4 separate regions of the Homo sapiens genome follow, and all the other regions are linked to region 3. Evidence: chromatin loops called from intact Hi-C (ENCODE). Cell type or tissue: Caco-2. All regions are shown on one strand. Region 1 holds the start of LOC107985176 (a long non-coding RNA gene). Region 2 has its middle 67 kb from the start of ARHGAP28. Region 3 overlaps LINC01387 (long intergenic non-protein coding RNA 1387). Region 4 has its middle 9.7 kb from the start of ARHGAP28.

What was found. Hi-C counts contacts between places; a loop is a spot of excess contacts. Peaks named below come from ENCODE experiments on the same cell type or tissue, not always from the same donor. Only the 100,000 strongest peaks of a DNase experiment are listed, where the experiment ranks them.
Region 1: it touches region 3 in a loop (2.8-fold over the local background); 2 of 110 quality-filtered maps call a loop at or near these places.
Region 2: a loop joins it to region 3, with 14 times the contacts of the local background. A loop is called at or near these places in 3 of 110 quality-filtered maps.
Region 4: a loop joins it to region 3, with 5 times the contacts of the local background. A loop is called at or near these places in 3 of 110 quality-filtered maps.

What each region holds. Positions count from the first base shown.
Region 1 is chr18:6,641,695-6,649,694 of GRCh38, forward strand. It overlaps LOC107985176 (a long non-coding RNA gene), which reads right to left and starts at 5,469. Exons shown (of 3, transcript XR_001753338.2): 1 at 4,791-5,469. In Caco-2, no CTCF peak of the experiment used is centred here; a DNase peak (open chromatin) is centred at 4,217.
Region 2 is chr18:6,658,964-6,666,963 of GRCh38, forward strand. No RefSeq gene overlaps it. Among named protein-coding and RNA genes, the nearest start is that of ARHGAP28, 67 kb to the right of the region's middle. In Caco-2, no CTCF peak of the experiment used is centred here; DNase peaks (open chromatin) are centred at 1,548, 2,918 and 3,248.
Region 3 is chr18:6,560,969-6,568,968 of GRCh38, forward strand. The region is part of intron 2 of LINC01387 (long intergenic non-protein coding RNA 1387); the gene reads left to right. LOC105371972 (a long non-coding RNA gene) reads left to right here. Exons shown (of 3, transcript XR_935116.4): 3 at 7,565-8,000. Among named protein-coding and RNA genes, the nearest start is that of LINC01387, 54 kb to the left of the region's middle. In Caco-2, no CTCF peak of the experiment used is centred here; DNase peaks (open chromatin) are centred at 783, 4,573, 4,893 and 5,643.
Region 4 is chr18:6,716,013-6,724,012 of GRCh38, forward strand. No RefSeq gene overlaps it. Among named protein-coding and RNA genes, the nearest start is that of ARHGAP28, 9.7 kb to the right of the region's middle. In Caco-2, no CTCF peak of the experiment used is centred here; DNase peaks (open chromatin) are centred at 2,446, 3,309 and 4,119.

The DNA.
Region 1 (8,000 bases), 81 kb after region 3:
GTGTGGAAAGAACTAAATGCCTAGAAGCAGAATTTTGGAGTTATATGGTAAGAATGAGTTTAATCTTTTAAAACCACCAGTCAGGTTTCCAAAATGGCTGTACAATTTCGTCTCTCCACCAGCAATGACATGGGTTCCAATTGCTCCCCTGGACAACTGTTAATAAACAATCTTTTAAAATACCAGAGTCAGTATTTTTCATTGTAGCCAGTTCAGTAGGTATATAATGGTATCTCATTAAAGTTTGCATTTCCTAATGACTAATGATACTTAGCATTTTTTGTTGCTTCAAGTAACATTCTTTTATTTCACATTAGTCAAAATTTACTTTTAAATGTTCAATGCTTAACAAGAAACTTCATGGCAAAAAAAAAAATCACATGAGTTCAACCGTATTGTAGTTTTTAAAAAGTCTCCCTTAAATATATAGAATGATTGGGAAGTCCTATTGCTGTCTTTTGGCAGACATGTTGGCCCTGTCATGAGAAAGAATTTCTCTGCAGAGAACAGGGTCCCTCCCCAATCAGGAAGAGAGAAGTGTTTTGAGGAGAAACAGCATTTTATTTCACCAAACCCTGGCTATCTCACGTGGGCTGATATGAAAGATTGACAGGTGCCTAACCAATATTCAATCCCCTTTTTGTGCTTTGTAAGAGAACCCAGCTTTTATTCAGGCCAGGGGGATGTATCCAGCTGAAAGACTGTATTTCCCAGACTTCCTTGTAGCAAGGTGTAGCCATTTAACTAAGTCCTGGCCCACAAGTATGATGGAACATCCAATAACATCCAACAAATGTTGGACGAGACATCCAGGAATGCTGTATAGAAAGCTCTTCTCCTATTTGTCTTCCTCTCTCTCTCCTCTTCTCACTGCTTGGATGGCAGGTAGAATGGCTGGAGCTTTAAAAGCTTATGATGCCCTTGAGGATAGAAATGACAAGCTAAAGTTGCAGATAGACAAAATCTGGGTTGCTAATGAACCTACGAGCCTCCCTTCCCAGCCCTGTCTGCCTAACTCATCTTCTGTGATGCGAGAAAAGTTTCATGAGAAAATGATGCTCATGCAATTGGTATTTGTGGATTTCTCTTTTGTACAGCCTGGACCAATTCTAATTGTTACTGCCAGTAAAGTAGAGGCATGAACACTACTGCCAGCTACAATGTCCCCGAAACCCCCCAAGAACTCTCGCCAACAGTACAGGGGGAGGGTCCAAAGCTGACGAGAGCAACGGAAACCAGCAAGCAGCATTAGCCACGTGGAGCATTCGTGAGTAGATTCTGATCTACTGGGTGATTTTGTTTTATTCTAGCACAGAGCTCTCCTTCAGACCTGAGACTGCGTTCATGAACACTCTGGCCCCCTGAAAAATAAAATAACTACATCATTAAGTTGATTTCATAAAAATCAGCTCAGGCAATCAGCATGGTATAAAGAATAGAGCATTAAACTAACAATCAAGATGTTGGGGTTTAGTACTCTTTCCCCATTTAAACAACTTTGAACAAATTGTTTATGTTTTCTAAGCATTAAATGAACAATTCCATTGCTAGCAGGAATTATACATGTTAATCTTTAATTTGATCCCTCTTTTCTCTCCAATGATAGCCCAATCTTGACATTAGATGGAAGTGACTAGAAAGACAATGGTAAGGTGAAGTCATAGGAAGAAAGGAAAACAAGCTAAAAGTATATTTTAATGTAATACTACACACTATATATAATAGATTTAAATAATATATAGATATATATTTACATTAACATAATATATACATTTATTTCATCTAATATATTTATTTATATATTAAGAAATTTATTTCTTAATATATTTATAATAAGAATTATAATATATAATATATAATAATTATTATATTTATAATTGAGAAGAAAGATTTTAAATACATATTAAAGCAGAAATATAGTAAACATATAAATATATATTTCTATAATATAGAAATCCATTATATATTTCTATAATATATAAATCCAACTATATATTTAATATATTTCTTCCTATATACACATAATAGATAATAATATATATTATTTTATATCATCTTATATGCTAAGGTGATTTAGGCTGGTGAAAAGAAAATAAGCTTCTTGTGAAACTGATTCTGTCAGTAAGAACAGTAATAAAGAAATAGCTGTAATGTCAAGATTTCTGTCTTCTTTTCCACCCTCAATATTTTTGTGTCTTATTATAGAGGCACACAATAGTATCAGTGTTAGTTGCAAAAATAGGCACAATTCTCCCCCTCCTTATATGCATGCCCAGGCTATCCTGCAGTTTTTCTGCTGGCCCTGCTGACAGCCAGAAGCCCCCAGTGGCTGAGCTGCCCATCTGGCAGCTGACCTTAGACACATGAGGGAGCCCAGTCAAGACCCAAAGGGTCACCTGGATGAGCTGAAATTACTGACCTACAGAATCATGAGCTAAGTAAATGGTTGTTTTGTTAAGCCACAAATTTCTGGGGCTGTTTGTTATTCAGCAAAAGCTAACTGATACTTAAACCTGTGAATTTTTGAAACCCAATCTCCTTATGTGTAATTTTTCCTTTCCCGGATTTGAAAAAGAAACAAGAAGGGGGCTTTTTAGTACAAAATTCCTCCCCAGCAAACCATCATGTCTAGGGCAACAAAACATTAGTAGAGATGAAGGGACTTTTCTGTGTTCACCTTATGGCCAACAAGGCTACTGAGTTTCTATTTTACTGCACTGAAGCAAATGCCTGAAGATCACTGTATTTATCTTTTCTTTATAAATGAGGTTGTATTACTTTGTAATCCCCTGGTAGGTTTTGCCATGAACACCCCCCTCCAACATGAACTGCCTGTGCTTCCTGCACCTGTGCTGGTGGCCTGGGAGTCATTCTCCACCATCAGTATCCTGTGAAACCAACCAACTCCCAGGAGCCTGTTTTCATGGCCACGGGCTGATGTAGGCTCACCTCCAAATGCAGGAAAGGAGCAAACTGCTTTTATTTTCAAGCTCCAAAGTTTATTTTTGAAATACAAGTTTGTCTTCCCAGGAAATCCTGAAGTTTTTCTGAGCATGTGAATGTATAGGTGCCTTAGGTCATTCTTGCACTGCTATAAAGAAACACCTGAGACTGGGTAATTTACTAGAAAAGAAATCTAATTGGCTCACAGTTCTGTAGGCTGTACAGGAAGCATAGCAGCATCTGCTTCTGGGGGAACTCCAGAAACTTTTACTCATGGTGAAAGGGACAGGGGGAGCAGGCACTTCACATGGCAAAAGCAGGAGCAAGAGAGAGAGAACGAGTTGGGGGAGGGAAAGGGCCACACACTTTTAAATGGTCAGATCTCCTGAGAGCTCAGAAAGAGAGCTCATTTATCACCAAGGCGATGGCCCAAGCTGTTCCTGAGGGATCTGTCCCCATGATCCAAACACCTCCCTCCAGGCCCCACCTCCGACACTGGGGATTACAATTCAACATGAGATTCGGGTGGGGAAAAATATTCAAACTATATTAATAGGTTAATTAAAGAATTTGTTTTGTTATGCCCCACCTCATCACGCAGAGGATTCACAGTGGCTGTGGAGGGCTTGCAGTACACGTAGACATATTAGGAGCCCTCCACGGGATATAAATTTAATGGTGCTATGCAAACTCCTCTCTCTCAAGTATCTGTCTCATGCCCATCACCATGCCTGGATTCACTCTACTAACCCGTTATTCCCTCTGATCTTAGAGGTTTTTTTGATGTTTAAGAGTTCCTCATCACCAGTAAATCTCCCTGCTGTCATCACTTAGCACATCCACGGGAATGAGCTGATTGCTAGCTGGAAGAAAGAGTAGGCTGTAGGATAGGTGCTGAGAGAGGTGTGTGGTGCCATTTCAATTTCATGTATTTCACCGTGTTTGAGGGGTGCCTTCATTTTAAACTGTAGAATTTATCTCTAGGAGGCCCTGCAGATTACCGGCTATTGTTTCCAAGTCTCTTTCACATTCAGCAGATGATAATACACTTTCCTTCCTTGAAAGGTATTAGCATTCCCTCATTATTACTTTGGAAGCAGCTTTATTTCATTGTTGAGCTTGTGTTCCAAGCACAAAATGTCTTAGGGATCCTCGGAGGCCATCTCCTCTGATCCACTTTCCACCCTGACTTCATAAACTGGGAAGTGAGGATCAAAGAGCTGAAGAGACTTCCCTGGACTCTGAACCTCCCCGACCAACTGCCTCGCTCGTCTACTTAAATACACACACACACACACACACACACACACACACACACACACACACGCCCCTACCTCTGAGAATCCTGGGATTTGGAGGAATGTAGTTTGGGATTTAGAAAGCAAGAAAGAGAGAAGGGAGAAAGAAGGAGACAGGTAGAGGAAGGGACAGGAGAAAAGAACGAAGGCAAAAGGCCGGCAACTTTCTCACCCTAAATCTCATATCAAATTAATCTTTTCCTGAAGAGACAATAGGGTGCAGTCTTTAAATGTCCAGGCTTGAAACCAGGCTGCCAGCTTAAAATCCTGCTTCTACTGCCCACAAGCCATGTGAACACACAACTCACTGAAACTCTCTTTTCTGTCTCAACCTACATAAGACCAGGATGAGAATACGAGAGAACCTACCTCATGCGTGGTTGTTCAATTAAATGAATATACGCACATGTGCAGTACAACAGTTCCCAGCACTCACAAAAACCTGTGTACATAGTAGTCTATGTGATTCTTCCCGAATTTTTTAGGCAGACTAAATCTCATCTCCCCAATTCCGCAGTACAACCCCCTTTGTCTTCGCATGTAACTTACCGTACTGTGACTGTTTGCCTGCCTTTCTCCCTACCAGACTGTGAGTCCCTGGAGGGCCTTCCTTTTTATTTTAATCTTCAGAGGCTGACACAGTACTTAGCACATAGTAAGTCCTCCGAAAATACCATTTCAATGAATGAATGATTCAATGATTTCATAATACTGATAGAACAGAGTCCATATTTCTTAACAGCTCATCTGTCAGATCCCTCAGAATATGACTGCAACGTCACTTTTGAATGTCCTCTGCCACCTTCCCACCTCTGCATCTTACGTTCTATCATAAAAGTGCCATATGCTCTTCGCTGCCATGATATGCTCGTGCTGTTCCCACTCTGATGTAAAATGTCCTTCCCTTCTTTCTCTGCCCGGTGAATTTCTTTACTTCCTCAGGCCTTCTTTGAATGTCATCACTTCTGTGAGTTCTTCCAGACTGCTCCAAGCCCCCAGCCAGAACATATTGCCTTTTTTGATGTGCTCTCCTAGGTCTTTGTTCGCTAGCATGCAGCTTGTGAAAATAAACTGTGCTTGGTCGCATGCCTGTCTCTCTTTCTCCCTCTTTTACTTGTCAGCTTCTCCTGGAATAAGCATGTCTGGACTGCCAGATTTCAATAAATATTTGTTGAAGATTAATGCCTGGGACTTCACTGCTTTGGGTGATGTTTAGATTTCTGTCTGCCACGTCTACTCAAGGCTCAGTAGGTTATTTCTGCTGGCCAGGCTAATCAAAGGCATTTGCTGATGCAAGCTAGGTGGTCTGTGCCTGGTAGAGTCACAGATCACTAAGCCTTATCCTTAGTATTCAGTGAGTTGTTTAATAAGCCAGTTTTTTCAGGGAGTTTCTTTTGTTGTTGTTCTTTTCTGTACTATCCCCTCAAACTGGAGCCAATGGGTCTGAAGGATGCTTCCTGGAGATGTGCTGCAAACCAACAGGTTTACCATGTTTTTGAAGTTTTCCTGATTTGGCCCAAAAAGTTATATTTTTATATGTTAAAGTTTTTCCTCATTCTTCTCATAGAAGAGGGGGTTTTGACATTTGTTTAAAACCGTAGGTTCTTGTAGATAATTCATTTTTGTTTTCTGGATGAATCTCTATATTAGTCCATTCTCACACTGCTAATAAAAACATACCCGAGACTGGGTAATTTATAAAGGAAAGAGGTTTAATTGACTCACAGTTCAGCATGGCTGGGGAGGCCTCAGAAAACTTACAATCATGGCAGAAGGGGAAGCAAACACGTCCTTCTGCACATGGCAGCAGCAAGGGGAAGTGCTGAATGAAGTAGGGGAAAGCCCCTTATAAAACCATCAGATCTCATGAGCACTCATTCACTATCATGAGAATAGCATGGGGGAAACCACCCCCACAATTCAATTATCTCCACCTGGTCCTTCCCACGACACATGGGGATTATGGGAACTGCTATTTAAAATGAGATTTGGGTGAGGACACAGCCAAACCACGTCAATCCCAATGCTGTTTTATAAAAATAAATGGCTTTGTAATCTCAGATTGATATTAATCTAAGAATTTTTGTCTTTGTGTGTATATGGGTGCTGATATTTACAGCCAGTTATGGGGGTCAGGAAAGAAGAAGAAGAATGGATAAAGATTCCCTAATGAAGGGCTTGCAAATGCCAAAGGTGACAGTTGAATTCCATTAGATGTCTATTTTACTTAGCCATCACAGGGTAAAAGACCAGAACACCCGACGGATACCAACCACTTCTGTTAACAAACCTCTGTCTCTCTCGGCTTTGCGTGTCCCCCTCCTCCTTCATAGCCTAAATTCTGCATCAAAGTGTTTTCAGGGATATTATCTTCTTCATTGGGTTTAGTCACATGAAACTAAGGAGAAACAGGTAATCCTCTTCCACATTCTTGGAGGCCTAATTATTCTCAGACATGTCTTAGATCTAATCAGCAAAACTATGTGCATTCACATGTTCACACACAGACACACACAGAAGAAATCCCTTCAAAAAGATGCTAAGGCAAACATACACTTTTGTACCTGGTATTTTCATTTAAACCTTTCAAAACTATTTTTAAGTGTTAGAGCTGTTAAGAAAGGTAACGTGAATTTAAACATTATTTTGTGTTGATATATATGTTATTGAGTTGATAGTCTTAGTTTCAAGTATAAAAATGAGGAACTTACCACGATTTTAAAGTAAACTTCATGGCATGAAATAGATGGATGCAATATTTGTTTTCACAACAACTTCAGTTATGCATAATAGGAAAAGGATACAGTCTTGCCCAATGTAGTTCCATGAGCTCCACAGTTACAGCTCATCTTCCAGAGTCATCATTAGCCTGTAAGATGACTCAGAAATGTGACCTGTTAAATAATTGTACAGTAGCAAGAGTTTATATTTCTAGAGTTTTGGCTGTCCAGAGAGATAGCTATAATGCACTTTCATTTAAATTTTACTTTAAGACAACTAGGTTGATATTATTATTCCCATATTACAGATGAGAAAACAGGTTCAGATAACTTTTAAGTAATTTACCCAAGATTACAAACTGGTAAACACATTTGGAGTTTGAATTCAGATGTGTCTGATTTCAAAATTTATGTAGGCACAAATATGTTACCATACCATCTCCTCCAAAAACAATTGCTCTTTTATTTGGCACCTGCCTGCTAATTTCCAGCCCTTCTGAACAAAGCAACATCCAGTATATGAAGAGAGGTTGACTCAAAAGATATTCAGACCAGCCTGACCAAGATGGTGAAACCCTGTCTCTACTAAAAATACAAAAATGAGCTGAGCATGGCGGCGGGCACCTGTAATCCCAGCTACTTGGGAGGCTGAGGGAGGAGAATTGCTTGAACCCGGGAGGCAGAGGTTGCAGTGAGCCGAGATCGCACCATTGCACTCCAGCCTGGGCAACAGAGCAAGACTTCGTTTCAAGAAAAAAAAAAGATATTCAGTTACGTGTGGACTTAATGAGCTAAATGTACTTCATATTTGCCCTTTTCCTTAAGGAAATAAGTCAAACAAGATGAACTTAAATGGATAAATCCAAAACATATTTACTGCTAAGACATATACTAAACTCTTCTCATGCCTGGACTATTACCATAATCTCCTAACTGATTTCTCTATCTCAGTCACTTCATCTGCAATCTATTTTGTATTCTGCCTCCAGATAAATATTCACAAAGCATGATGTTCTTCTCTTCAAAGACCTCTTATTCC
Region 2 (8,000 bases), 98 kb after region 3:
ATTCTAAAGCTGAATTAGGTCTCACCGTTATAGTCTCTCTGCTTCCCTCTTTAGGTATGTGTTACCTAGGAACCCAGAGGCACGTTAACGGTCCCCAAGCAGATGGGCTTTCCCTTTATGTGCTCCTCTCCACTTGGGCAGGAAAAGCACAGCTGCATGGAACAATTTTGTGTAGAAGATCTCCTATATACATCCGCAGCTGCTCATCTGCCCTTCAGCGGGGAGCTGGAACCTGGAAGCAGCAGGCTTCCTAGCCTATTAAGGACTAAATGCTCCTATTTGGATTCCTATGTCTTTGGTCCCATAGATGTGCTTCTTAGCAATCCTCACTATCTTCAGGAACATGTCCCTTCATCCACTTCCTAGTGGACTTTCAGTAACCTTCTGTATTAATCAGGGGTAGGATAACCATTGTGACAAACATCCCCTAAATCTCATCTTCTCAGTAGACTACAGGTGCTTATTTATCACTCAAGGTGAAGGTTAATGTGCATTAATGTGCAGTGGGGTCTAGGGGGTAGGTTGGGTTGGGTCTGGCGGGGCTGTTTCTCAGACTCCTCCCATCTTCCGCTGACTTCTAGGTTCTTTTTTTTTTTTTTTTTTTTTTTTTTGACCAAGTCTTGCTCTGTCTCCATTCCCCAGGCTGGAGTGCAGTGGCGCAATCTCGGATCTCGGCTCACTGCAACCTCCGCCTCCCAGGTTCAAGCGATTCTCCTGCCTCAGCCTCCCGAGTAGCTGGGATTACAGGCGTACACCACCAAGCCTGGCTAATTTTTGTATTTTTAGTAGAGGCAGGGTTTCGCCATGTTCCCAGGCTGGTCTAGAACTCCTGACCTCAGGTGATCCACCCGCCTTGGCATCCCAAAGTGCTGGGATTACAGGCTTGAGCCACCACGCCCGGCCTCTAAAATCTTTTAAAAGGGGTGGTGGAGAACGAAATGGGAAAACGTTGGAGAAAGAAAGGGACATGGCCAATAACATAATGAAAAATATTACCTTAGGAAACCACGTAGTAGACCACAAAAAGACTAAAAGGAAAACGAAAACAGGAGAAGTGGACACACAGGATTTTCCAACAGAGATTTGGGTGGGCCTGCAGTTGAGGGAGTTTTCACTTCTCTAAGCAACGAAGCCAAATCCTAACACTCTTCTTTAGGGATATAATAAGCCAAGAAGCCCTCACTGAGCAGGAGTTTCAAGTAGATCTCTTTAATGACCCCTTGCAACACTGAGATTCTGCGACCAACAGGATGGAAGTTGAGAAGAGAGAAAAAGTTAAGTTACTGCATAAAACAAGTCCCAAATTAAAAGGCTATAGAAAAATATTCAAATAAATACATAGACCTTTAACAGAAAGAATGTGAATTAAGAGAAGGATAACAACAGATAGGAATTAATAGGAACTGGAGATTAAGAGACTCCAAATGTTTGCAAGTCATAGAAGGAAAAAAAAAAGTGTGTGTGTGTCAAGGAGGAGTCGGGTGGCTTATAGAAGCCCATGCTATAAATATCAAGACTTCGCTGGAGGTCTCACCTTTGTGCCCTTTCCAGCATGTCTCTTCTTGCTCAAGAGCCACATCTGTTATCCCTACATACTGTCCAGGGATCAGGTTTCCAGCCAAAGACACACAACACTTATTCAGGAACAGATGCAGTAATATTTCAATTTGTTTGCTTAAAGTTTTTGTGTTTTTATTCACTTGCTAGCACTTCTTTTAGACACTATTTAACGTAAACAGAAGTTTTGTACATTTCTTACATACCCTGAAGAGGTTTCATTCTATAAATTTCTTCTCCATAATATAGTTCCAATTTCAGGAAACTTTACTTTTCTAAGAGATTTGTCTGCACTCAACCATAGTACAGTAAAGCGTTGCACTTTGTGACTAACCATGTTCCAGAGAATGTCTTTGGACACGGTTTTTATTTTTTGCAATTTCCACAACTTTATTATTTTTATCTAAACTTAATTTTTAAGGTATATTTTTAAATTTAGCATAGGTCTGGCCCATGGCCCATTTATTTACATCAATAAATCAAGTTGAAGTCATCAACTGTGGTTTAATTAAACAATTAATTTAATTAATCTAATCAAGTTTTATTTTCTATAATAAAAAGCAATTTAAACTCTACATATTGGTGAAGAGTTTGAAAATTGCTTGAGTTTTTATTAGATAACGATACAGATTTTTTTGTAAAAAAGATAACAGATTTTTTGTTAAAACAGCAGAGGTATTTACTCTAAAATACTCCACTGGTTTAAAAAAAAAAAAAGAATTTCCATGAACCTGATACGTTTAAAGTTGACTCGCAATGACTTCTTTCTTTCTTTTTTTCCAGAAGTTCTATTGCCTTCATATTTTCAAGGCTCTGGATGGATCCAAAAAATTAAACTAAAACTGAAGGCAAATCTTAAATTTCTTTAGTAATACGCAAAATATGAATTAAAACACATGAACTCTTCTGAAAGGAATCGACCCATTTAAAATGCCAAAGAAGCTACTGGAAACACAGAATTCATTTCTGGCTCATTAACGTTGTTGATAGGAGCAACAACATGCTTATTGCCGAGAGCGGTCTCTGCCAGTGGCTCTGAATGCTCCCCCTGGACAAGAAAAGCCATCTGGGGAGGGACTTTCCTAAGAGACCTGTGGTCCCTACACAAACTTGAATTCCTTTTGGCTTGTTATTTAGGATTCAGAAGCCAAAAAAGAATGCCAGGAACTACATATTCCCCAACACCAAACCACCACCAACAACCATAACAAGAAACAACAGCAGCATAACCATATGAAAAACAGGGGCAACAAAGGGAACTAAAAGACAAAGAGGAACTGGCAAAACCCCAGTTGAAAACAGCTGAGATGACCCAATTCCCCCATGCTATCTCTCCAAGACAGGTGCTCCTTATGCCCATCTCTGTACCAGATGCACAGGGAAACACAGGCACAGGTGTGAATGATGTAGGAATCTTACCCATCAATTGTGGAAGGAAATGACATGTTTTGTGAAATTCCTTTGGAGTAGTAAAAAATATAAAGCAGTGAAATTCCCACTTTATAGGAAATTCCTCTTACGCAAAAATTGCCCCTAAGAACAAACACTAGTCAAGAAAATGTAGGAGTACTTGTCAAGAATGAGAAGACCTGAGATTTTATCATTTTTCCTTCACTGAAGAATTTGATTCAGGAATTCCTGACCTGCATCTGGTGTTGGTTTCTGGCTTGTGTTTAACCTTTGGGTGTGTTCAGCGAGGAATGTCTGCTAATCATGTTTAGCCCAATAAAATCTGGCAGCTTAAAAATGTTGACGCTATTTTAGAACTATGGACTTCAAAAGAGTAAAGATTTTGTATAAATTCAAGCTGTCGTGAAGGAGAAATGGTGTCACTGCCCAACAGGCCAGCAATCTAGGGCTGCAGATGTCTCCCTCTGTCTGCTGTAGAGGAAGATATATGATGAAGAGCTAAGGAAGATAGATGCAAATTGATTTTAGAGAAAGTCTGCCTGCTGTTTCATTCATTCATTCACTCATCCATTCTTTTACCCCTTCATTCATGAGATGTTTGTTAATGTCCACTATATGTCAACCCTCTGCTCAGACACAATGCTGAAGAGTGAGGAGAAGAGAAAGAAAAAAAAAGGAGGAGGAAAGGGAAGAGAATGAGAAGAACAAGAATAGGATAAACCCAAAATGTCAGCAGACAAATAATTATTGAGTATTTATTATATGGCAAGTACTATGCTGAGTACACTATCTACTTTCTATAAGGTGCACTATCTCATGGAAGCTTCTCAACTCCTTGATGTAAATACTGTTATTTATTCCCACTTTTTAGATGAGAAAAATGAGATTCACTTAGAACAAGTAATTACTCCTGGTCAACTGAGTCATTAAGTAGCTAACATTTTCTAGAAACGAAGCCGCTCTGATTGGCAACACCTTATTACAAGAAAGGGCATGGTCTCTGCAAACAATGGCCAGGGTTGAAATTGTGGATCTGCCACTTACTGGCTATGTGACCTTGGGAAAGATAACCTGCTTCTGCCCCAATTTCCTACGTGGATGTTAAGATTAGGTGCGTTATTATATGTAAAATAATCGGAATTACACTTGGCTTATAGGATGTACTACGATGTGCTTTTTATTATTCCAAAGCCCAGGCTCGTAACTATCACTTTCCTGTCCTCAGGGAGCTTAGAGTTTGAGGATCAATCGAGACCAGTGGACAGCACATTACAACACAGCGTGCTAGGGCTCAGACAGGCTAAGAGCAGGTTGCTAAGGAAGCGTGCCCTTAGAATCTGTGTCCAGACTTGAGGATTCAGGGAATCTTCCTAGAAGAAGTGACATCTAAGCAGGAAGACCTGGAGGATGAGGAAGAGGAGTGAGCTAGTTGAGAGTTCTGAGAGTTGGGATGTGTGCTCAGGGAAACTAATTGTTTCTGAGAAATACAAATTAGAAAAAAAATTAATTCAGAGAAGTACTGCAAGTCCTCATTAATGTTTTTCTGACTATTGAAGCAGGAAATAGTGTACTTGACAAATCTGGTATAAATAATATTTACAAATATATGCTAATGGAATCTGGAATTAGCATTTCAAGCATCAATAATTTTAAAAGGACTTTTGATCACTGTGAATTGATATTCAACACTGTTAGTCTGAACGGTTACATTTCAGAATATACTTTTCAGAATATAACTTACGCATTCTTTTCCTGTTACTTCTTGTCCTTTTTTCTTCTTCTGTTTCTGTTTTCTCTGCACCCCGACTCCGGCTTGCTTTCAGGGACAGAATTCATATCAGGAATAAGTGCCTACTGTGAAACTCTTGGTCATCTCAGCGTGTCTGACAGCCTCAGTGTTGCCCCACTGGGGAGAAAAGGCAGCTTAAGTAATGGGAAGCAAGGAGAAAAGTATATTCAGAAAAAATAGCCCTGACCAGGCACGGTAGCTCGTGCCTGTAATCCCAGCACTTTGGGAGACCAAGGTGGATGGATCACCTGAGGCCAGGAGTTCAAGACCAGCCTGACCAACATGGTGAAACCCCATCTTTACTAAAAATACAAAAATTAGCTGGGCGTGGTGGCGCACACCTGTAGTCCCAGCTACTTGGGAGGCTGAGGCAGAAGAATCGCTTGAACCCAGGAGGTGGAGGTTGCAGTGAGCCAAGATCGCACCATTGTGCTCCAGCCTGGGCAATAGAGTCAGATTCTGTCTCAAAAGAAGAAAAGAAAAATATAGCCATGTGTAGGTTTTCTCTAGCGCACTCTGATGCTTGTAAGTCTTACTCACTCAGCACTCTTGCCTGCTCTACATGCTAGAGGCTGCTCTTCGCACTCATTATTTTATTACTTTCTGTAAAAATGTCTTAATATTCAGAATGTAGTATTTTCATCCAAAAAATTAATAATATGATTTTGATCAAGGCTGTTGTAAGCTCCAAACTGATCCTCAATATAAAAACCAAGGCATGTGAAACCCACGTTTCACCTCTTACCAAGACAGGCTGTAGTACTTGATCACTTAATCCAGGGTTATGCAACCCACACAAGAGCAAAGTGAGAAAGAGATTGCTTTTGTTAGCACTTGCTAGGAATTCCCAGTTTATAAAAAGAAAGATGTTGCTATCCTCCCCTGCAACAGCAGAAGGCAATTGCTAAGAAGGCAATCACTAAACATTTCCATTATAAAATTTCAACCCCACAAAATGCACTTTTAAGTTAAATTTCACTTTTTTCTGTAAAAAAGACACGTACTTAAAAAAAAAAATTCCTCAAGGAAAGAGTATCTGTTGTGACTACTCATTTATTTTTTTTTTGTAAGTTTTATTTGACCAGTTCCCATATGCTCTTGCTTTGTCATTTGTGGCTAACACAGGGAGGTCAGGAGGGCACAACTTCATGTTCAGGGAGATGCCCCTGCTGTCTGTGAGCTCTTTTGAGTGTAATGATGGTAATAATAGCTTTCACCTCTACTTTCTGTGATTTCTAAACAAGAAAGTCTTGTTTGCAAAGTCCAGACAGGATCCCTGCTTCATTTTCTCAACTTGCCTTTGCTGATTAGAAAACAAACTTATCCAGGCCGGGTGTGGTGGTTCACGCCTGTAATCCCAGCACTTTGGGAAGCCTAGGTGGGCAGATCACGAGGTCAGGAGTTAGCCTGGCCAACATGGTGAAACCCCGTCTCTATTAAAAATACAAAAATTAGGCGGGCTCGGTGGCGGGCACCTGTAATCTCAGCTACTCGGGAAGCTGAGGCAGGAGAATTGCTTGAACCCAGGAGGCGGAGGTTGCAGTGAGCCAAGATCATGCCACTGCGCTCCAGCCTGGGTGACAGAGCAAGACTCCATCTCAGGGGAAAAAAAAGAAAGCAAACTCACCCAAATCCCCTTTCTCTTAGTGGAACCTAATAATACATGCACAAAAATCACAGTATAATTTAGTGAGCTATATTTAAAAACTGGTTATATCCTAGTTGACTGAATTTTTTCCATAAGAAAACCTAGAAATGTCTTACATTATAAATATGAAAATGTTCTAGGCCACATATACACTTGTTTTAGCCTTATTTTCACTTGTAAGTTACTATGCACTGAAACTGTGTTCTTGATATTTCTATCCTATTAATTCATAGAGATACCAGCAGTGAGGATAACAGGAGGATAACTGACGAGGGTAGATAATTGGATGATTCTTCCCTTTAGAACTACTGTCCGTGTACTTCATAAGCAGCAAGTCACAGCCAAAATCCACTGGAGCACTGAGAACCATAGGAGGCACAAACCAAGAAACACAGTTGGAAGATATGTATTTGGGGGGCAAATCATCAGTATCCATGATTGTACTTTGTAGTCATCACTACCACCCTTAAAGAGAGTGTTGATCCTAAATGAAATGGCCCCAGATTATGATGCCTGTTGCGTGGCTTTGCTATTCCCCTGACTGTCATGATGTCAAGAGTCACTACTTTGTACTATTTTCAGTTTGACTTTTAAGACTCCTTTCTGAATTTGTGGCTCTTAATCTACTACAGACTTCTAAGAGAAGGGCTGATGTGCAGGGAGGATTTGTGACTTCTATTTTGGTGCTCAGGAGCCTGTTTTTACTTTGTTCCTGATTCCCAATGGTAATCTGGATAGTTGAGGTTTTCAGATAAATGAGGGGTTTGCCGTATGAGGCTGCAAGGTTTGAAATGGAAACTCTGTGCCTGAGAGTAAGCAATTCTGAATGTGAAAATATGTTTCCAATTAAGATAATTTGGTTGTCCATATTCTGGGCATACCAAAGTTAAAATTAATTCTTGTTCTTCTTTGACATGGATTTGACCAAAATCAAATGTTCTTACTATAAAAACGTATTCCATATATAGCTTTCTTTTCACTTGATGCCAAGTGGTTATTAACTTATTTCCATAATCTTTTACAGATCTCATGTTACAACAATATGGCCATAGAAATCTACAGCTCTTTATTTTCAACACATAGGAACCTGATTTTAGCTAAAAACAAAGTACATATTTCAAGCAAATGAACAAAACGTTGAAGCATATGGACAAAAGAACACTGAAATTATCATGGTTATTCAATCAGTTTATGATTATGGCAAAACATTTCTAGTATAAAACATGTGTTGAACACATGCTTGGCTGTCTTTCAAAATAGTTTCATAGAACAATCAAGAGGACAAAAAGTCAAAGTGCTTTTTACATTTTTAATACTAAGTTTCTGCTAAGGCTACAATCTATCAATAATATAGTTCTAGAAATATCAAGTAATAATTAACTGTTTCATTGTCATTTTGTCTTTTATATTTAATGCAAATTTTAAAATACTTTTTAGAAATACCCAAGTCAAAATTTGCTGTAAAATATTTCTGGACAAATTGAAGTACATAAGCTTATCTAGGACATTGTCCATTGTCCATTGTCCACACTGAAGGCAATTCTTCCACTAAATCCCTGTATCTTACTTTACAGCCAATTTGGTAATATTGAAACA
Region 3 (8,000 bases):
ATTTACTATATCCCTGCTACAACACAACATAGCTCTACAGACAACTTGAACTCGAGATTTCGTTTTGATACGTGATTTTGTCATGTTTGGAGAAAGTGATGATGTTGAAAGAAAAGTGTCTCCTCTTTAAAATACGTTCCTTAAGCGACTGCCTTGGAGCGGGAGATTAGGTCTCATTTCCATTCAATTCAAATTGGGCTTAAAATGTAATTCCAGGCCCTGGCAGCTACCACAGGATAATATGCTCCCTCAGTGAGAAAAAACTTGGCACTTAAAACTGATGAGTAGGCCGGGTGTGGTGACTTACGCTTGTAAATCCTAGCATTTTGGGAGACCGAAGCTGGAGGATTACCTGAGGCCAGGAGTTCAAGATGAGCCTGAGAAACATAGCCAGACTCTGTCTCTACAAAAAATTTTAAAATTAGCTGGGTGTGGTGGCACATGCCTGTAGTCCCAGCTACTCAGGAGGCTGAGGTGGGAGGACTGCTTGAGCCCAGGAGTTTGAGGCTGCAGTAAACCATGACTGTGCAACTGCATTCTAGCCTGGGCAACAGAGTGAGATCCTGTCAAAAAAAAAAAAAAAAACCAGAGATCTTTGTGTTTCTTCTTTGCAAGAGTAGGATTAGCTCAGGCCGCTGCGGTGGGGCTGAGCCCACAGATAAGGATTATGTCAGCTTGGCTTCTAAGTTTGAGGAGTTAAAAGGAGATTGAGCAAGAGATTTACGGCTGGCTGCCAGAGGAACACTTCAGGTCACAGAGGCTTATGGAACTACTCGAGTCACAGTATGTGAAACGCAAACAGCTGTCTGCCTTACTGAGGCCAAACCTGAGTGAAAACGCATGGTTGTGGAGTGCAGGGGCAGGAACTTAAACACACATGCAAGGTGAAGGAGGGCCTGCAGAGAGTCTTATGAGCGGTCAGCCACTTCTCTGTTAGCTAAAACCTTCAAACACCTTTTTTCCTATTTCTGATACTGCTTTGGGAAAATAACCAGGCAGTTGGTCTGTGTCCAGTCTACTGTAATAACAGGATTACCATTTACTCGGCACCTGATTACCACATGCCAGCCATTTCATGTGGCTTATCTCGGTGTATGATTACACTACCCATAGGCCATAGGTACTATTACTATTTCCATTTCACAGATGAGTAAGCTAAGGCTTACAGAGGTTAAGGAACTTGCCTCAAGTCACATTCTTAGGAGTAATAGAACCAGTACTGAAATTCGAGCAGCTGGCCTTAGCGCATGCGCTCACTAAACTCACTACGGTGTACAGCTCTCTCTCTCTGTGGCAGCTGATGAGGCGGGAGCTGCTGGTGGAAATTCTTCATGGGTCTCTTGTGTTTCTACATATCTCCACTTTGCTAAAAGAGGCACTAGCCATCTATGTTCTGGGCTATATCTTCAAGAATGCTTATATAGCAAATAGTCTTGGAAGACAGAGATGGCACTGTCTCTGAAGCAAAGGGCAGGCATGCTTAGTGCCTACTTTAAAAAGTCCGAGTTCCCTACCTTCAAGTTTCCTCTACCACATCATGACTGCTGTGTCTGCACGTGTCTTCTGGCCCTCTTTGCATTGTCCTGTGGGAACTGGGGAGTGGGGAACCAACAGAAGTGCAGAAGTCCCAGCTACTGTATAGCTGTGAAAAATAAACCATCCTTTTGTCTCTCTCCCAGTAGTCTCATGTCTTCTACCAGCCTCCCTGGGATGTGGCCTGCTAACTTAGTTTGCATTTGTTCTATTTCATGACAGTAGGAGGGGCTAGATTAGAAAAGGGGCTAAAATAGGCCAAGCACGGTTGCTTACACCTGTAATACCAGCACTTTGGGAGGCCGAGGTGGGCGGATCACTTGAGGTCAGGAGTTTGAGACCAGCCTGGCCAACGTGGTGAAACCCTGTCTCTACTGAAAAATGCAAATATTAGCCCGGCATGGTGGTGCGCACTTGGAATCCCAGCTATTTGGGAGGCTGAGGCAGGAGTATCACTTGAACCCAGAAGGCAGAGGCTGCAGGGAGTCAAGATGGCGCCACTGCACGCCAGCCTGGGCAACAGAGTGAGACTCTGTCTCAAAAAAAAAAGTGGCTAAAATAGCTGATGGACTTTATGGAGACAATTTCATGGTTCCCAGAAGGAAGACAGAGAAGGATTTAATGCAGAGCAGTGAATCCCCTGGGCTTATGAACCAAACCACTTGTCTACCTAGTTTGTTTTCCTTTGACTGTTAGAGTGGATACTGGGGTGCTCCATCCAGATGTTACCTTCACAGCTGGGACACTCATTTCCCAGCTGCTGGAAGCATTGGCAGTCAAAGATTCTCATCTGAGTCCTTCTCCGTGAATTATCTTAGGCTACCTTGCCCAAGGATGGCCTCCTTCTACGAGTCTGCGGCTGTGGGTGGGTTGGGGGAAGTGAGGGAGTGCAGAATTTTCTGCCCTTGCTTCAAAGCAGGACAGCTCTGATGTTAGCTCCAGAGCTTCCTTTGGGAGAGGTTCAGTTTTCTGCCTTGTTTTGTGTGCGTCTGTGCAGACATCACAGTTCAGCTCCTTCCTCTGCTAAAATGCACTCCCTTCACTCATAGCACTGACTTAGAGGGGCCTCCGAAAGAAATTTCCAGTGTGTAATCTCAGTGCACAAATCTTAGAGAATGTTTCCCAGGGAAGTGACCAAAGACAGTTCTCTTATAAATCATGATATGCAACAAAAGGTCATATGAAAAAAGTGCTTCCCAAGATTTTGTGTGCTTTTAGTCACCATTTTTTGGTATCCATAGGCTTAAATAGGCCATTCAAATATTACCTATAAGCTTGAAAAAATAATATAGTTACCTCAAATTCTGATAGTTACATTAAAGAAATTATGTTTTTTAAGCACTAAAATTTTGACAATTTTGTAGTATATTCACCGAATTGCTTTTTCTAACACACTATTATACTAGTAAGTAAAAAGTAATAGAAAAATCTTTAACTTATTATAAAATGCCCTGATGGAAATTTTGGTACAATTGAATTTCTGTTTTCACTTGAGATACAGATACTTTGAATGTTTCATAGATTATGTAAATGGAACAGTGGGAAACAAGTCACACCATTTAATGTGTCCAGGAAAAATAGAATAACCTCCTTTCCTACAGAGGGAGGCAAAAAGACCGTAAGATTTGTTGGAATGGAAAATTTGGAGCTTTGCACAACCTCTGAAGTATAGATTTGGAGGGGAAAAGTGGTAATGAATACACTGAAACAACTTCCTCACTTTGGAATTAACAAGAATAGACCAGTAAGAGCAAGGATAAGATACAGGGCCAGTAGGTCAGTACCAGGCTGATGTGATGTCAGTAACGTTAAGGAACCCAACCTTTTGTTAAATGATGTCATCAGCTTTTTTTTTTTTTTTTTTGAGACAGAGTCTCACTCTATTGCCCAGGCTGGAGTGCAGTGCTACGATCTGGGATCACTGCAAATTCCACCTCCCAGGTTCAAGGGATTTTCATGCCTCAGCCTCCCAAGCAGCTGTGATTACAGGCGTGCGCCACCACGCCCGGCTAATTTTTGCATTTTTACTAGAGACAGGGTTTCACCATGTTGGCCAGGGTGGTCTTAAACTCCTGACTTCAAGTGATCCACCGGCCTTGGCCTCCCAAAGTGCTGGGATAGCATAGTTATTGGTTGTTTCTGATTGGAAACTAAGTGTGGAAATAAGACCTCTCCAGCTCCTGCGGTTATAAGCTTTGTCCCATGTGATAAACAAATCAGACTTTTTTTACGCTGGGAGTAGTTTAATTTTCAACCTCTGCTGCAGGGGAGACTATTCCTTCATTATATTAAGGTAAAAGCAGCACTAAGATATTTTAAAGTTTTATTTTTTAAAAGAAAGTTTCACATGAAACATGAACATTTCTCATGAATAAATGCATTATATTGACAAGTTTCATTCTTATCATGCAACAAGTTGAACCAGTTACTTTTAATCAAAATAATGTTATGCAAGATTTAATAGTCCAATACTCAACTCAGTTATGTAAACAAACAAGACAAGCTAAATCCTTTGTAGTCTGCTAGATGTTTTGCTTGGTTGGAATGGATCTCCCACATAAGACACAATCTTTAAATTGAAAAAGGAAGTCCTAGCGATAGCAAATATACAAACAAAAAGGAGTGTTAGTTTAAATCCTTATTTAGCTTATCTGAAGTTGCATACAATAAACAGAGTTTCATTGTGTTCCAAACAACTCATATATTGCTTCATAAACCTGGTATCTTATTATTCAAGACTTCAGACCAAAAATGAGGTAACAGATTGAGCAAGTTTCTGTTTCATCCATAGAGATATTTAAGGTGACACTACAAAGAAATTTTGGGCTGGGCATGGTGGCTCACACCTGCAATCCCCACACTTTGGGAAGCCAAGGCGGGATGTCGCTTGAGGCCAGGAGTTTGAGATCAGCCTGGCCAACATGGTGAAAATCTCTCTCTACTAAAAATACAAAAATTAGCCATGTGTGGTGGCATGATCCTGTAATCCCAGCTACTTTGGAGGCTGAGGCATGAGAATCACTTGAACCCAGGAGACAAAGGTTGCAGTGAGCTGAGATCACTCCACTGCATTCCATCCTGGGTGACAGAGCAAGACCCTGTCTCAAAAAAAAGAGAAAGGAATTTTGTTCTACAAGGGTGACGTTACAAAGAATACATAATTGTAAGGGAAACATCTTCCCCATGGGTATGAATAGTTTTTAAATTTTTGGAATTAGAGATATACAGATTCTTTTAAAATTGTTATCTAAAATCATTATTGCTCAATAATTTTCTAGCAGGTGAAACAGGCACAAAGTTTAACCAGTTGAAATCTGGGTGGTAAAAATGCAGACGAGGGGTTATCTCAAGATCAGCATTCAACTCAAAGGCAGTCCAGTCCAGTGCTTTTTGTGTGTGTTTGTGTGTGAGTATGCATGCATGTGGGTAAATGATCAAAGACTCTTAATGAGACCTAAGATTTCGAAGTTCTCCTAAGCAAGCAAATGTACATGAAGTACCTAATGCAATGGCTGGAATATGAAAAGACCTCAAAATGTATGTCAGTCTATGACTCTGCATGGATGGAAATATTGCCTGTCTGTCTGGATACCTCAGATAGATTTACTCAAGTCAGGCTTGCATTGCAGCTACAGAAAATTCCAAGCAGTTTTTTGATACCTACCTGATTGCTCTTCTAGTCAACACCCCTTACTGACAAATACTTCAGAAGCCACTCTTTCTGGCAGTTCTGGGCTATGCTCAGGGATCACTTGGGGGTCTTAAAAGCTGGGCAGAATCACCCCAAAGCTAAACAATTGAAAACAATGTAGGAAAACACAGAGGAGAATGAGTATGGGCTTCTTCCACGTGGGCGAAACAAGACAGTCAAGACAGTCATGAATCAAATTTTAAAATCAAATCTACCAGATTTTGATGTCTTTATGACACATTCTATTACTCAACTTTGGAAAAGAATATCTTGAGTCGTGTGAATAAGCCTAGTACTTGCATTTTGAATGGGTCCTTCCTTTGGTGTTTACAGTTCAGAAACAATAGAGATACCAAACAAGATAAGACTAAGCCACAGAGGTATCTGAAAAGCTGCCATCAATCAAAGCTCTTTGTGAAGCTGGTTAGTGCAGGTTCCATTGTTCTAAGGAGCAGGCAAAAGGAACAAATAAAATCCAGCTGTTTCTTCATTCTTGCACCAGGTGAGTCCCAGTATCAATACTTCATTCATTGTGGAGTAAGGGGAAAGTGGCCTTCATTTCCTTTCTCATTCCATTTTGAAACCTCAGATTTCTTTCTTTCTGCCAATGATACCCAGTTGTTGAGTCATAGCCACCTGGGCTCTAGTTCTGGCATTGCTTGCAATGTCATCATGAGAACCTGATAGATGGTGTTAATAGCAGAGTTTAGACTTACTGATCAAGAAAAAAATACTTTTAGATTGCTTACCTTTGGAGGGTTTTGCTATGTTTAAAGAAAGTCAGTTTTTGACACTCAAATTTAATTGACTGTCCTATATAGCAGTCATTTCACATGATAATTTTTTTCACAAAATAAAGGAATTTAGTGCGCTAAAAGTTTCCTGAATGGTGGGATGTTGATAAAAGTAAAGTTGTGAATTGGGGGGGTCACGTGAACCAGGATTTAATTGCATTTGTGCCACTTGGTGTTAGACCCTTTCTCTACTCATATTAACTCTACCTCTGTTGTTCATAGTTTCCTTACTCGCAAATTAACATAACTGTGTGATTTTTGTGGACTCTAGAAAAACATCTTGTGGGATGGATTTCTAGATTTAGAAATGCTTTTAGCATTTATTAACACCCATAACCTAGGAAATGAAAGTAATAAAAATAATATTTTGGTAAGACAGAAAATCTGTTTTCATTTCTCCTTTTTGATATTTTTAATTGGTTGGGGCAGAAAGTTCTTTTGTGTTCTTGTGTGGGCATGTATATGCTAATGAATTTGAGATGAGGAGCCACTGTCTTTAAGACAACTCTCCCTTATGATGTTTTGCATACATGTATATTCTCTTTCACTCTAGATTCAACTTCGAATAAACACCATGCTCTCAGCCAAGGAAGAGTAAATCTAGCATTAGTCATGACTGTCTTGTTTCGCCCACGTGGAAGAATCTCACATCCATTCGTCTCCGTGTTTCCCTGTATTGTTTTTGATCTTTTAGCTTCGAGAGATTCTTCCCAGCTTCTAGAACTCCCAAGTGATCCCTGAGCATAGTCCAGAACTACCAGAAAGAGTATTTTTCCAACAAGTTTCCAAAGTATTTGTTGGTATGGGGTGTTGACTACAAGAGCAATCAATAACTCTGCTTGGAGTTTTCTATAGCTGTAATGCAAGCCTGACTAATAAATCCAACCGAGGCACCCAGACAGACAGGCAATATTTTCATCCATGTGTTGAGGCCTTTGCATATTCTGGACAATGTGGGTTAGGCACTTCACGTACCTTTCTTTGCTTAGTCTTCATAACAGCTGAGTGAATCAGGTAATATAGTATAGTCTCCACTTTGTTGAGAGTTTAGGTAACTTGCTCAAGACCACTCAAACATTTGCCCCTGGTTCCAAATGCTGCAGTCTTAACTACTTAAAACATTGTTGGTCGGACATGGTGGCTCATGCCTGTAATCCCAGTATTTTGGGAGGCTGAGGCAGGTGGATCACCTGAGGTCAGGAGTTCAAGACCAACTTGGCCAACAGGGTGAAACCCCCATTTCTACTAAAAAGACAAAAATTAGCTGGACGTGGTGGTGCACACCTGTAATCCCAGCTGCTCGGGAGACTGAGGTGGGAGAATTGCTTGAACCCAGGAGGCAGAGTTTGCAGTGAGCCAAGATCGTGCCACTGCACTCCAGGCTGGGTGACAGAACGAGACTCCATCTCAAAAAAAAAAAAAAAATTGTAATCTGTACTGACAGCCCAATGCCCTGATAGATGATTAATTAAGAGTATTTTAACCCCTTTTACCTAAGAAGGAAGATCTGAATTCTTCTGACATGCCTATGTCATGTATTTTCCAGATAACACCCTCCAAAACCCCGCAAGGTGAAGCTCATGTCATCCAAAACCAAGGCATGAGCCAGAGCCTAAATAGAGGAAAGAAAATAGAAGAGAGAATTCTAGCGACATATCTGGTCATCATTCCAAGCAACCTGGCTGAACTTTTGCATCGACAAACAATTTTTTCTTGAGCATTTTTAAATTTACAAGCTGGTTTTCAACAAAGCTTTTCAAAAAGAAGTCTTTATGATGGTAAATCTTTAAAAGAAATGTGTTTTAGACCAAGAAAGGCAAACCTTTCATGTCCTGTTTAGTCTCTAGCATGCTTGTTTTCAAAACACAAGCTCCAGTCTGCATGTTTCTGCAGTCAACTGTCTGTCTTAGAAAATATCTCAAAATCAATCTGTCCCCGTGTTTGCTTATGATTCTGCGGTAATCCTCTGTTTGTAGTCACAA
Region 4 (8,000 bases), 160 kb after region 3:
CCAAGACTTCCTCTGTGTGGCAGCAACAATGTCCTTCTCTTTACATCACTGTCTGGTTTTTTGTTTGTTTGTTTGTTTGTTTGTTTTTTTGAGACAGAGTCTTGCTCTGTCACCTAAGCTGGAGTGCAGTGGTGCGATCTCGACATCACTGTCTGAAGTCTTTCTCATGGTGGATAAAAAGCCTCCACATTCAGTCTTCTGAACTTTGCTTCTAGATGTTAATGGGAAGGTTTTTGGGGGGTTTTTTGTTTTGTTTTGTTTTTGCTTTTTTTTTTTTTGAGATGGGGTCTGGCTATGTTGCCCAGGTTGGCCTTGAACTACTGGGCTCAAAAGATCCTCCCACCTCAGCCTCCTGAGTATCTGGGACTACAAATGCCTACCATAGTGCCTGGCTTAATGGGAAGTTTTTAGAATTTAGAAAATCTCAAGTGCTGAGCTCTGGTTATTGAAAGCCCAATTTTCTTGACTAATGTTTCTGGAATGTTCTTCAAGAGCTTATCTCAGAAGTCAAAATCTGAATATCAAAGGTTTAGCCATTTCTCCATTCCACCTGTGACAACTCTACCAATTTCTACATCTGTAAATGTAAAATGTATCTACAGTCCTGTAGTTACTAGAAAATGAAACTACAGGACTGATACCTCACTATGGCTTTCTCAAAAAGTGTGAGGACTCAAAAGTTACAGGAGAGCAGTGCCAATGCGGCTCAAAACCAGAGAATGTGATACTGTGTAAATTATGCCCATGGATTTGTGCAGTGCAGCCTGGTTAGAATGACTTTGATGTCAGGAGTGTAAGGCTAAATTGGCCAGTTGTTGTAGTAATACAACTTCTGTTGGAGGGAGAGGACAATTCCTATTTCTGCTCTGTCACCTGCTAGCCATGAGACTACGTATATGTTTGGTCTTTACCTGATCCCTCCTTTTTGGGGCATCACTCTGAGAGCCTTTATACAGGTACTGCCCTCAGGCCATGTGGTTTGGATTGGGCAAACCCAGCCCTTCTGTCTCAGAGCTTATCACATGACCCAGACCTGGCCTGGCCTATGGCCTGGGTTCAGGAATGGGTATGAGACCCAAGCTAGGCCACTTCCCTGGGACCTGTGCCATATCTTCGTAACAAGAACTTTTTCTTTCTTTGTAAATACAGTGGATCCCTGGGGCTGCAGGTGGCCACCTTGTGACTACACAGCCTGTCTGATATATCTGGAAGCCAAGGGGAAATAAGGCTGAGATATTGGGGAGGCTCCTAAGAGCATTATTGGAGCCTCTGTTGTAAAGCATGTCTGAAGCAAATACCGCCGCCACCTCTTCTTTTGCTGCTTAAGCTAGTGTGAGTTGCATTCTCATTACTTGCAACCACAAGAATAATACCAATAGCTAGCACTTACGTGACACTTTTAGGTGCCACTGTATTGTTCTAAGCACCTGACTCATCTAGTCCTCACAACAGCCCTATGAGGTAGGTCCCATTTTTGCCATCCTCTTACCATCCTCTCCACTTTGCATAGGGGAAACAGAAGCCCAGAGATGTTAGCTTGCCCAAGGTCACAGACCTAAAAAGAGATATAGGTGGGATTCAATCCAGGTAGTCTGGCACCAGAGTCTAGGGACTTAACTACTCCAGGATGCCTCTTAATCCTCTAGACTAATACTGTGAACCTGGACAAGTAACTTAACATCTCTGAGCCTCCAATGTAAGGAGTAAATGATACAATACTTATCATGGTGGATCCTCAGTAAATAGTTATGATTGCAATATTTGTAATTATTTCACAACTTCATGCCATCAGAATTCCTTCTGAGTGGTGCTTGGTAGGTGGGAATAAATGAGTTTATGTTTACAAACAGCTTTGAGGATTTGGAATGAAAGTTGGATACTAAGAATTATGATAGTTTGTTCCCTAAAAACAAGTAACACTTTTGTTCCTTTATACAAAGAAATAATGAATCATAGTTTGGACCTGATGACTTGATTGTGTCTCTCTCTTTCACCATCATATGTAGGATTAAATGATCACTTGAGGCTTGGCTGTTTTTAAAAAATTCTCTAGAAGTGACTGAAAAGAGGCCTAAGATGATGAGATACTTGAGAAAGAATTATTACACCCTTTACCACAGTGCTTCAAATAATTTAAAATCTTTTGTTCTGAATTTATTTCAATGGCCAATGGTATAAAATGGTACATTTCCTAAATTATATGAATACCTGTTATCTACAGATCCCAAATCTGATCCAAATGAAATATAAATCAAAAGGTAATTTGGTAACAATTTACCTAGGCAACTTCAGACATTTAGAGTCTACTTCTTTCATAATTTTTTTTATTTCTGCACCTGCCCCATTCTTTTGAATCTATTATCTTCTACAGACACAGGACAAACTAGCTACTTCCCTCTCCTTTTCTGGTTTTCACCTCCAGGTCCCCTGGCAAAGAGGAATGTGCTCAATGCTGGGGCATTCCTGAGGAGAGTCATTTGGCTGCAGTCATTGAATGGAAAAACTACCGTAATTACTTCCCTAACTATAAAACTACAGTACTAGGGGGTGGGGAGGATACTATATGCAGCTCTCCACTCATTGATTGATTGATTGATTTACACGTTAAACATGAGTTTATACATTATACATTTCTTGAGAGCACATATGGCAGACACTATTATGGACTCTGGGGATACAAATGCAGTGAAATAACGTTACCAAGTTTATTCACATGCTTCCTTTTTGTATTTCCCAATATCATATTATTCCGACTCACTCAGAGGTTAAATTGCTTTAGTATGGATTCCCCAAAGGAAGGGATTACAAACAGACAAAAGTAGTCTATGATCTCTTGGCTAGCAGGTGCCAGAGCAGTGATCAGAATTGTCCTCTCCCTGCAACAGAAGTTTTATTACTACAGCAACTGTCTAATTTCACCTTACACTCCTGTCTTCAAAACCATTCCAACTGGCTACATTGCACAACTCCATGGGCACAATTTACACATCATCACATAATCAAGTTTTGAGGCCCATTGGCATGCTGTCCTATGATTTTTGAGTTCTCATACATTTTGAGAAAGCCACAGTAAGGTATCAGTCCTGTACTTCCATTTTCTAGTGTCAGTCCTATAGTTTCATTTTGTAGTAACTACAGTACTGTAGTTACATTTTACAGAGGTAGAAACAGAGGATTAAGTGGGAGAGGGCTCCTTCATTCATGAAGTGGTTATTTAAGCCTACTATGTAGCAGAAGCTATACTGAGTGTGCCTGTAGCCTGCTCAGACCCCACCCATAAATGCCTCATCTGGAATGCCGGTGCTGTGAGAGGAGATGTCCTCTTCAGGACCATGCCAATGTCCTGACCTGGTGACACTGAGACATTCAGGCTTTCCAATACTTTTTTGAGCCGAACGATAATCAGTAATAACTAGGTACATCCCTGAATAATGTTTCAACTGACAAACATCCATTTTCTGATTATCTACCTAATTCTGCCTAGTTTCAAAATATGACTTATGTTAACACAGTCATGACCTTTTCTGTAGAAATATTTATAGTCTTTGGAGTGTACTAAAAAATATTTACTGGCTGACTAATGGTGACTAGAATTTCTTGAATTCCCCTGGAATCTCCTCTAATAGGTATTGCTAACAAAGTAGAAGGTAAAATAACAATTTCATGTATGCATAGCATAATAAAAAGAACTTATGTTTGTTTAGCATTATGTACACAGCAGTTTTACAACTTATCCTTTTCAAATCGTGGCCAACAACTTTGTGTGATAGGTATTACCATCTCATTTTACAGATGAGAAAAATCAGGTCCCAGAGAGATTAAGTAACTGCTCACAGTCAAACATAGCACAACTCCTATATCTGTCTTGCTCCAAACCCTGCCTTTCACCATTTTAACCACCCCTTGTATAAGCTTACTTTCAAATTATACTTTTGACATCTTCAGATCCAGGTGACTCAGTTCAGGTCATGTATGTCTTCTTGAATGATGCAGTCAGCCACATTTGAGGCCTGAGTTAGCCGATGTGGATTTGAAGCTTCCTATTCTTATCACAAAAATCCCAGGTTTGTTTGATTTATCAACTTTGTCAGGCAGTTACCCCCTCCTTATTCAGGGCCATGTGGAGGCACAACTGCAAAATGGGCAGGTGCATTCTTTCCCTGTGCATCACTTCATCTCACCCTCTGCAAGAACCTCTTCCCTTTCCAGATCTTGGAAATCTTTACCATCTGTGTCCTGATTATGCCTTTTTTCAGTGCTTCCAGGTGAGCCCTGCCTCCCTGAGGCTTCACCAAATCCTGCTCTAGTAAATACTGTTAATGTGTTGGCTTCTATTCCTGCTACCTGAAATCTCCAAGGTATCAACTTAGGGACTTTCTCCCTCATGGTATGTGATCTTGGGGCCTGTCTTATCATTAACAGCAGGGAAGGCAGTCCCTGAAGACCACATCTCTTAAGACTCAGTGACTGCCAAGTGGAGGCTTAACCACAGCCAATCTGATGCAATTCTGGTACCCTGTTTCCTGAGAAGAGGGAAGCAAGGATAGAAGAAAAAGTTAAAATTTGTTAATTTTGTAAGAAGCACCCTGGCAAGATTGTGTTCTCATTCCTGCTCCAAGAGTTGTCTTTCAGTTTTGATCTTCAATCCTGTGCTGTTTCTCAGATCTTTGTAAAACATTGTTCTTTGTTTTGGTTAATCAGAATTGTTTCTTTGGTTTCCAATCCAAGAATGATCATAATAAACCTTCCCTCTTTGTTGGCAGACCTGCATACTGCATGTCCCAAAGCCTCTCACTGTCTTCTACTTCCTTCACTGTCTCCTACTGTGCTCACCCCATCACTTGCCAGGTCAGGTGGTCTGTCCCTCCCCAGGTGAACCAGAACAAAGCAGGCAGCTGATCTGTAATCACGAGCTAGTGACAGAGAGGGGATTGTCAGGGTCCTTTCCCGAGCTTCCCCTCCAAGACACCTGTGTAATTCTTTAAGCTAAACGTCTTTTCAATAGCTATTTAAATTCCATTTATCTCATCTTGGACTTTGTCTTAGGATTCAATTTGGGACTTAGCATGTGACCATTTATAGTTGGTTTTCTTCTGCCTCAGACTCTAGTGTACACTCTTCTCCCAAAAAGGTTGGGAGGCCTAGGAGATGTAGGTCAGAAGAGCTGAGTGAAGACCAGGTGGTGCAGAGCCCAGGAGGATGCCTAAAAGCATAAGCTGATTCTGGTGCTACCTTGTTTGACACCATCAGTGGATTCCCCATCTGAACTCTTGGATAAAGTTTAAACTCCTCACAAGGCATTCAGATGCACCAGGGCCTGGCCTCTGCCTGTCTCCAGCTTTGTCTCCAGGGTTTTCTCCCTTACACTTTACTCTCTAGCAAAGCTAAACTAAAAGGGTTTCCCTGTACATACTTCACTGTCTTTTTTTCCCTGTGCCTTGTTTCCATCTGTTACCTGCCTCTGGAATGCCCTTCCTTACATAGCCTCAGCCACACACACCTACTTGTGAGCTAGCCAAGTGTCATTCATCTTTTAAGAGCATCTCTAACATAACCTCCTGGGGAAGTGTGTTATTTGATGACCTCCTACACCAATCTCTTCCCCGCTTGCAGAGACCCAGTTAGTCTGTGCTTTCATGTTCCTATTCATCTTCATATTCTTGGTGCTTGGCATTGTAGGTATGAGTGATAATTGTAAGTTCTTGGGGTAGATGCGTGGGTGGATGGATAGATGGATGGATACATGGAAGAGTGAATGAATGAATGAATAAAGCCTTTATGTAATTGTAAAAACATGGTATTGCAGGAAATATTCCATATTGTAAGTACTTTTTGACTAAAACTTTATGCTATGGCTGGTCTGTTCCTTTCCTCTACCCTGCCTGGGTCTATTAGTAGTGATTCATTTCCAATCAATAATGATTCAATTTATCTGTAGAAGTCACTTAAGTAATTCAGTTATGTCTACCACATAAATAACACAAGTCTTGACCTGGCTGGCTGGCTCTCGTGGTGACATAATCTACTTAACCCAATTACCAAATTGATCAAAGATCCCAAAACAGTTAATGAAGAAAAATAAGCCCTGATTTCTCTTTAAAAATAGATACTAAGAAAGCAATAGGAAAATCAGAGTAGTCTAGAAATTCTGTGTCATCATGAGAGCACCCAGAAAATAAATTTAACTCAAGTAGTGCCAATACATTTTGAAAAATATTTCAGAGTAGCAGATCAAGATTTACCAACTGACTTGATGATGAAAGATTTACACACTACCTTTTAAAATATTTGTCTCATTATTTTCTCTTTATATAAAATAAATGCAACTTTGTATTCATTCCCTCTAATTTAAACCAGTCTTTCCAGAGGACTTGAGGGCACTGATAATGTATGTAAGATGAAGGGTTTTTTGTTTGTTTTGTTTGTTGGTCTCTTCTTTGAGACAGGGTCTTGCTCTATCTCCCTGGTTAGAGAGCAGTGGTGCGATCATGGCTCATTGCAGCCTCAACCTCCCAGGCTCAAGCAATCTCCCCACTTCAGCCTCCTGTGTGGCTGGGACTAAGGGTACACACCACCACACCAGCTAATTTTTAAATTTTTTGTAGAGATGGGGTCTCCATATGTTGCCCAGGCTGGTCTTAAACTCTTGGGCTCAAGCGATCCTCCTGTGTCTTGCCTCGCAAAGTGCTGGGATTATAAACGTGAGCCACCCCACCCTGCCAGGTGGAGTTCTGAAAGCAGAATTCGCATGTTCTCTTTGGTAGGTAAGAATTGTGCCTTCATTTCCTGCAAGATAGGGCCAGTGACTATGTTCCCTCAACCCTTCTTGCTAAGAGAATGTCAGTCAGCATCTGCAAGGACTCATGAGGCTGCAGCTGTTTTCCTGTTCTGGTATGAAATTATCCTAGCAGCAATTTTGCCAGATAAGCAGCCAAGGCCACAAGAAGCACTTTTCCTTTGTCCATGTTAAAGTTTTGCATAAATGTTTTGTTTTCTTGCCTTTCCTGATGGGTTTAAATGGAATATCTCCATATTTCGTAGTCCATGCAACTGGTGGCACTTGGGGGCCAGTGTTTGTGAGGCCTCCCCAGGTAGGTTTCATCACATAAATTGAATGTGACTTATCTCTCAGCAAAGGTTGTGAAAAACCTTTGGAATCCTGGGTCCAGATTCTTTACTCTTGAGGGTTGAACTCAAATCGTACTTCTGGAAGGGCTGAGACAGAGGACAGCTGACAAGGGAGAGTGAAAGACAGAGAAGGGAACCAACATCTGAACATCTAGCATATGCTTAGTACTGGGATAGGTGTCTTAAAGATGTGATCTCATTTTAACTTCCCATCAACTCTTTGAGGAGATATTACTGGTCTCTGTTTTTCAAATTAGGAAATGGAAAAAGAGAGAAATTAAGGTGACACAGCCAGTAAATAGTAAATCATAATCAAGCTCAAACTCAACTCTGTCTTACTCTCTTTTGTCTACCACTCTGCTTCCAGTTTATTTAGAAAGTGCAATCTTTGTGCACTTGTGATTACATATTTCACTATTCTCTAATGCCTTATTTATATGTATCCACTGACAAATTTACAAGGCAGAATGAAAAACTGAATTATCCTTCAACACATTGTAAGAGTAGTTGATGACAATAATTATACACACACACACATATATTAAGAAACAATAATTCTGCCTTAGTAATTTTGAACTACCTTAGTATAGTGCCTTAAGAATACATGTGACTCCCTTCCTTATTATTTTCATCATCATCATTACATGCTAGTGATTATTTACCCTCTAGTGTACTAAATAGGTTTATGTAAAGCTACCATAAAGAAACATAAATCAAATCCTACTTGTTTCTTTACATTTTACTAGAGGAATATATTTTGAATCTCATCAAACCTTTCATAAAAGAGAAATATAATAATTAAGGACCTAAATTCAGGAGCCAGATTTCCTGGGTTTGAATACTGGCTTTGCCACCTCCTAGCCTGCGTAGGA